Regions from separate parts of the Homo sapiens genome. Here region 2 is linked to region 1. A link is a loop called in an ENCODE intact Hi-C map of the cell type or tissue named here. Cell type or tissue: GM12878. All regions are shown on one strand. Each heading gives the region's core, and the rest is flanking DNA. Links, peaks and the distances in the headings are about the cores only. Region 1 overlaps WWOX (WW domain containing oxidoreductase). Region 2 overlaps WWOX (WW domain containing oxidoreductase).

Region 1 (2,807 bases), core at 278-2,777:
AATGTATTTAAGGGGATGATCTTCTAGTCTAGATTACCTATTGATTTTTAATATGAAAAGCTCATTATGTAAGCAGTAACCGCATATAAAAACCTAGCAAACCTTTGCATAAATCCTTTAATTGAATTTCCAGAGCCTGTGGTTCTACTTTTTTTTTAATTAAATCTATTTCTTTTTTTAAGTGTTACTGTGTAATTTGCATGCTGTGAAGAGGCCCTGTCCCAGATAAAGTGCCATTGATCCTTATTAAACCTCACCTCTGGGCTTGCTTAAAACTAACTGGAAAAATTAAAGTGTTCATGCCGCAATGCACTTATAGCTTGTGTGATAGGATTATGGAAAAAATAATAAAACTAATTTCCAGGGGAGAATTTCTAATGTGAGATTTTATTTTTTTTCAATTTGATAATTAATAGTGAAATCATATCATATATATAAATCATATTTTAGCCTATAAACTGAAATGGCAATTAGGAAAGATAATATATACTTGATGTAAAACCATGTTACGTGCGGATAATCTTTTAGCACTTTAATTTTTTAATTGTAGAAGGAGAGAATTATGAATTCAAGTCAAACACATTAAATGGTGGGTTTCATCCAAAAAATCTGATTCTTTTACTATGTACTGTATTAGTGGATTTATAATATTAGTGGGAGGAAGTATAAAAGATATGGAAAAAGATATTCTGGTTATGTTCGTGCTAAAATGTGTGTATTAGAATTACCAGGGGAAAGAAAAATATAAAAGCTGCAATAGGTTTTTCTATTTTTTAATACCTAACATTTGTTATTTTAAAAGCAATAAAATCCCCTAAAGAAATATTCGTAATCAATAAGAACACAAAATATGGAATATATTAACTGAGTTATAAAAATGTTTGTAGTATAGCACAGAATGAAAAACACAGCAAGGTATGTACGGTTTAAAGTGTAATCAATTTTGAGGTTGTATACAAGGATATAAATGATAAATACAAGTAGTAGCATTTTTAGTAAAGGCTGTTACAAAATACTGTATTTATGGCCTATTCCATTCTTTTTATAGCTCATTAATGTAGAAAACAAACACAGTGTATCCATCTTCTCAGACGGTTTAAAATTCCCTTAAATGATGTTTTTAAATGTAAATAACTGAGCTCATTTGATCTGGTTCTTCCTTAAGCCAATGTTAGCATGAATGGCCATATTTACCACCCCGGGGTTCCTTTTCAGACTCCGGAAAGAAAAAGCGATGATAATGACGTATTTCCCTCCCTTCCACAAAACAGGGCCAGGTGTAACACACTAAGAACAAATGGCTTGGCAGCCTACTCTCCTCTCTCGAAGCTCCATGCCCACCTTGCTGTTGCACCCCCCACCCCAAGGAAAGCCTTCCCACCTTTGGAAGCTGCATTAATTATTCCAGGCCACAAGGGTGCCGTTGAGTTACTGGTTCACTGCACTGGCTGGCAGGAAAGAGTTTTAATGCAGGCTCCAAAGGTGCTTAATTTCCTGTGGTCCTTATGAATATGCATACAGTATGTGCTCAGCAATCTAGCAGTTCAAACTAGACAGCTGGTTCTGGTGGTGAGGGTTTTTTAAATTTATTTTTTATTTATTTATTTTTTCTCTCCCCTTTCCTTGGACAAGCCCTTTCTGAATAAGCTGAATCTGTAGTATAATTTCATTAACTCATTTCCAGTATTTAATTTGGTTTTGATATTTCCATCATGGCCCCTTTTCTCCTTTGATTTTGTCATTCTGTAGAAGTTGATAATCTGTATTATGATCAACAAGGCATATTGCCATGACTGTAGGAATCACCAATTTAGATATCCAGGCTTCCTAAAATATAAGTAAGTCAGATTTAGCATTACTGTTTTCCTGAATGTAGGAGTATTTGGAAAAGGAAAAAAAAATAAACATACATCTTGGAAAGCAGAGAAAGGTGTTTTGTTTTCTTTCTGTTTGGATTAACATATTCTCCATCACTGTGTAACTTCATCCAATACGTATTGAATACCTACTATGTGTCTGGCACCACTTCAGACAGTAAGGATATGGATATGAATTTGTATCAGTCAAGCCTTCCAGGATCTTATTATCTAGAGAGAAAGATTAAAACATATGCAAATAATTTTGATAGAAGCAAAGACCTAACTCAGCCTGAGAGGAGGTTGGGTTTAGAGAATGCTTTCATTGTAATGTTTTAAAGCTTTTTATTTATAACTATAGTTTATTTGGACTTTATGATTTACCAAGTAACTTTAGATGCAAATATGGTAGTACTGTGAAGATTATGGTTTTTGAATGAAGTCACTTTGTGGCATGATGGTATAGAATAAGATATTTTCATAGTGAAAATGGAGATAAGACATGTCCCATTCCCTAGAATAGACTGTCACTGCTCTCGTTGCCTCCAAGGAGGAAACTGTTATAGGAATGATTGACATGGAGGTTCATCTGTAGAATATGGACAGCCCTCTACAAATTGGGAACAAGGGCCAGGACACGAAATATAGTGACAGCCTCTGGCCTGGGAGTCTAGACAGTGGTCAAAGGCAGGATTCATGGAGTTTTCCAAGATAAGATTCAAGACCCAAACTATGAATGAAAGCCAGGCTGAGGCTGGCACCAAGTAGAGGCCTCCAATAATGTTGACCCAGCGGGGCTGCATTGTTCACTGCCCCCTCCTGGGAAGGAGGAACCAATGACAATGGAGCATCTAAGAGACAAGAGAAAGGGAGTGTAAAGGTGAGGATTCCATGGCTTTACACTCCAGAAACTCAGGCTAGCTTGTTCTCACTGAAGCAGTCATACCTTCT
Region 2 (2,807 bases), core at 179-2,678, 480 kb after region 1:
AGGAAAAATGAGGGAAATTACTGTAAGGTTTTTAAAACATGATAGTTATATATGAACTGATGATTATATAATTGAACATGCCTAAATTGATGTAGTTCTCTGTAAAACTAGTTGGTGTAAGGAAACTTGGTCTTTGACCATCAAGGAGGTTGCAGTTTGTGGCATGGCACAAAGATAACACTCAGCAGATATATAGCTATGGGATACATGGATGGATGGATGGATGGGTGGATGGATGGATGGATGGATGGATAGGTAGATGGATGGATGCGTGGGTGTGTGGAATGGTGGGTGGTAGGTGGGTACATAGATGGATGTATGGATGGGTGGGTTGGTGGGTGCATGGATGGGTGAGTAAGGGGGGATAAATGAAAGGCTTGTTCTTCTGAAGGGACTCTTTACAAAGAGTCTTTGATCTTCCAGCTTCACGTGCAAGAGAATCCCCAAGGTGAGCTTGTTAAAATAAGCATATTCTGGGTATCACTTCCTGATTTTCTGGTTCAGTAAGTCTGAGGAGGAACTTGGGGAACTTTATCTTTTAAACAAGTACCTCAGGTTATCATAGTAGTCTTGCTGTCCTGAATCTTAATGCATCTCTATTTCTGCTACATCTTCCATGAAGTTGATTTTGCAGAAATCATTCTGTGGTTCCACATTGACTGCATCCAAGACCTATTGCCTTCAGATTTACATCAAGCACAATTTGGCAGGTATTAGGGATGGACCCAGCAGCCAAGTCTTTGTTGCCTTAAACAGATCCCTTGTCTCTTGTCAGGACCTCCTTCCAGGCTGCTCCTGAGCAAGTCTGGATGTGACTTCTACCTATGATCCAGTGGGTTGGGCCATAAAGGAGCTTTGGAAAGGGACAGTCTTAGGGTGAAAAAGAGGGAGAGGCTTGCCATCTGAACAGGAATCTCTCCCAGAGGAGAGAAGAGAAGCCTAGGCTTTAATGAGGACAGCCACCCTGTGGATGACTTTCTGTGTGATGTTATGTGGAGGTGGCTTCTTTTTTCTCTATCCCATTAGCTGAATTCTGTGCCAGAAGGAAGAGATTTGGAGTCAGCAAGGCATCCTTTTTTTTTTTTTTTTTTTTTTTTAAAAAAAAAAAAAAAGAAGGAATGTGATTGTGAAGGAAGCAAGAAAAGGCCCAAAGGCTCTGGACAAGGGCTAGGAGGCTGAGGAGTTTTACACATTCATAATTTCCTTGTAGGCCAAGCTTACTCTCAGGGATGACAGTCATTTTCTAAGAAAGTGAGATTGCTTCACATTGCATTTAAAGGCTTAAATAATGTATTCTGTCAGACAATTCTCTGAAATGGTTTTCCAAGTGAATGCATCAGAAAGTGCCCAGAAAGAATGCCTGGCACAGGAAGAGGAGGGCATTCAGAAAATGTGAGCTGCTTGCATCAGAATCTAACTTGAGATGTATCATTCCTACGGTAAGGTGCACACACATTAAATGTACAGTTCAATGAACTCATACTTATTTATACAACTGTGTAAACACCACTCAGATCAAGACAGAGAACATTTCTAACACCTCAGAAGGCTCATCTGTTCCCCTTTCTAAGCAAGAAGTACCATCAGCATTAAGAGGTAACCACTATTCTGATTTCTATCAGCATAGTTTTCTGTTCCTGAATTCATATAAATAGTCACCCAGTACGCATTCTTTGCTGTCTTGCTTCTTTTACTCCTCATTAGGTTGTGGGATTTGCCCACGATATTTCATTCTTTATTGTCATTCTTCTTTCTCTGCCACTGCCATCCTACCAACAGTTTGTATTATGAAAAATTGCAGACGTACACAAAAGTTGAAAGAATTGTACTGTAAGTACTCTGATATGCACCACCTAGATTCTACAATTAACATTTCCCTCTATTTGCATCTCTATCCATTTACCATTCCTCTTGTCTATCCATCAGTCTATCTTGATTCATTTCAAAATAAGTTGTAGGTCAGGTGCAGTGGCTCACACCTGTAATACCAGCATTTTGAGAGGCAGAGGTGAGAGGATTCCTTGAGTCCGGGAGTTGAAGACCAGTCTGGGCAACATAGTGAGGCCTTATCTCTTCAAAAATAAAAAAAATTAGCTGCCCATGGTGGTGTATGCCTGTGGTCCCAGCTACTTGGGCAGCTGAGGCAGGAGAATTGCTGGAGTACAGGAGATTGAAGCTGCAGTGAACTGTGACTACACTGCTGCACTCAACTTGGGCGACAGAGTAATACCCCGTCTCAGAAACAAAAACAAATAAACAAACAAAAAGCTAAATAAGTTGCAGACAGCAGTCGCTTCACTCCTAAACACTTAAGCAGGTGTGTCATCCTTGAATTACTGAATTAGAGTTCAGTATTTGCTTATGCTAGTTATGTTAGTGGTATGCTTTTTAAAAATAATTAAGGTGATGTCATGATAAGGCTATTAAGAGCCAACATGCATTGAGTATGGACTTTCTGCCAGACATTGCACTATGCACTTAACACACAGACACATATTGTTTTTTCCATTTTAAGATACAGAAAGTGGGCCTTAAAGGTGCTACTGACTTGCTGATATGCTTTGGCTGTGTCCCCACCCAAATCTTAACTTGAATCGTATCTCCCAGAATTCCCACGTGTTGTGGGAGGGACCCAGGGAGAGGTAATTGAATCATGGGGGCTGGTGTTTCCCATGTTATTCTTATGAAAGTGAATAAGTTTCATAAGATCCAATGAATTTATCAGGGGTTTCTGCAGTTTTTCTCTTGCCACCACCATGTAAGAAGTGCCTTTCACCTCCACCATGATTCTGAGACCTCCCCAGCCA

The links. Peaks named below come from ENCODE experiments on the same cell type or tissue, not always from the same donor. Only the 100,000 strongest peaks of a DNase experiment are listed, where the experiment ranks them.
Region 2: it touches region 1 in a loop (3.0-fold over the local background); 1 of 110 quality-filtered maps calls a loop at or near these places.

What each region holds. Positions count from the first base shown.
Region 1 is chr16:78,477,225-78,480,031 of GRCh38, forward strand. The region is part of intron 8 of WWOX (WW domain containing oxidoreductase); the gene reads left to right. WWOX-AS2 (WWOX antisense RNA 2) reads right to left here. Exons shown (of 2, transcript XR_007065129.1): 2 at 1-2,807. Among named protein-coding and RNA genes, the nearest start is that of WWOX-AS2, 21 kb to the right of the region's middle. RefSeq lists an enhancer at 1-823. In GM12878, for the core only: a CTCF peak has its summit at 1,420; no DNase peak of the experiment used is centred there.
Region 2 is chr16:78,961,230-78,964,036 of GRCh38, forward strand. All of the region lies in intron 8 of WWOX (WW domain containing oxidoreductase), which reads left to right. Among named protein-coding and RNA genes, the nearest start is that of WWOX-AS2, 460 kb to the left of the region's middle. In GM12878, for the core only: no CTCF peak of the experiment used is centred there; DNase peaks (open chromatin) are centred at 512 and 1,542; H3K4me3 peaks cover 281 bases; H3K27ac peaks cover 1,760 bases.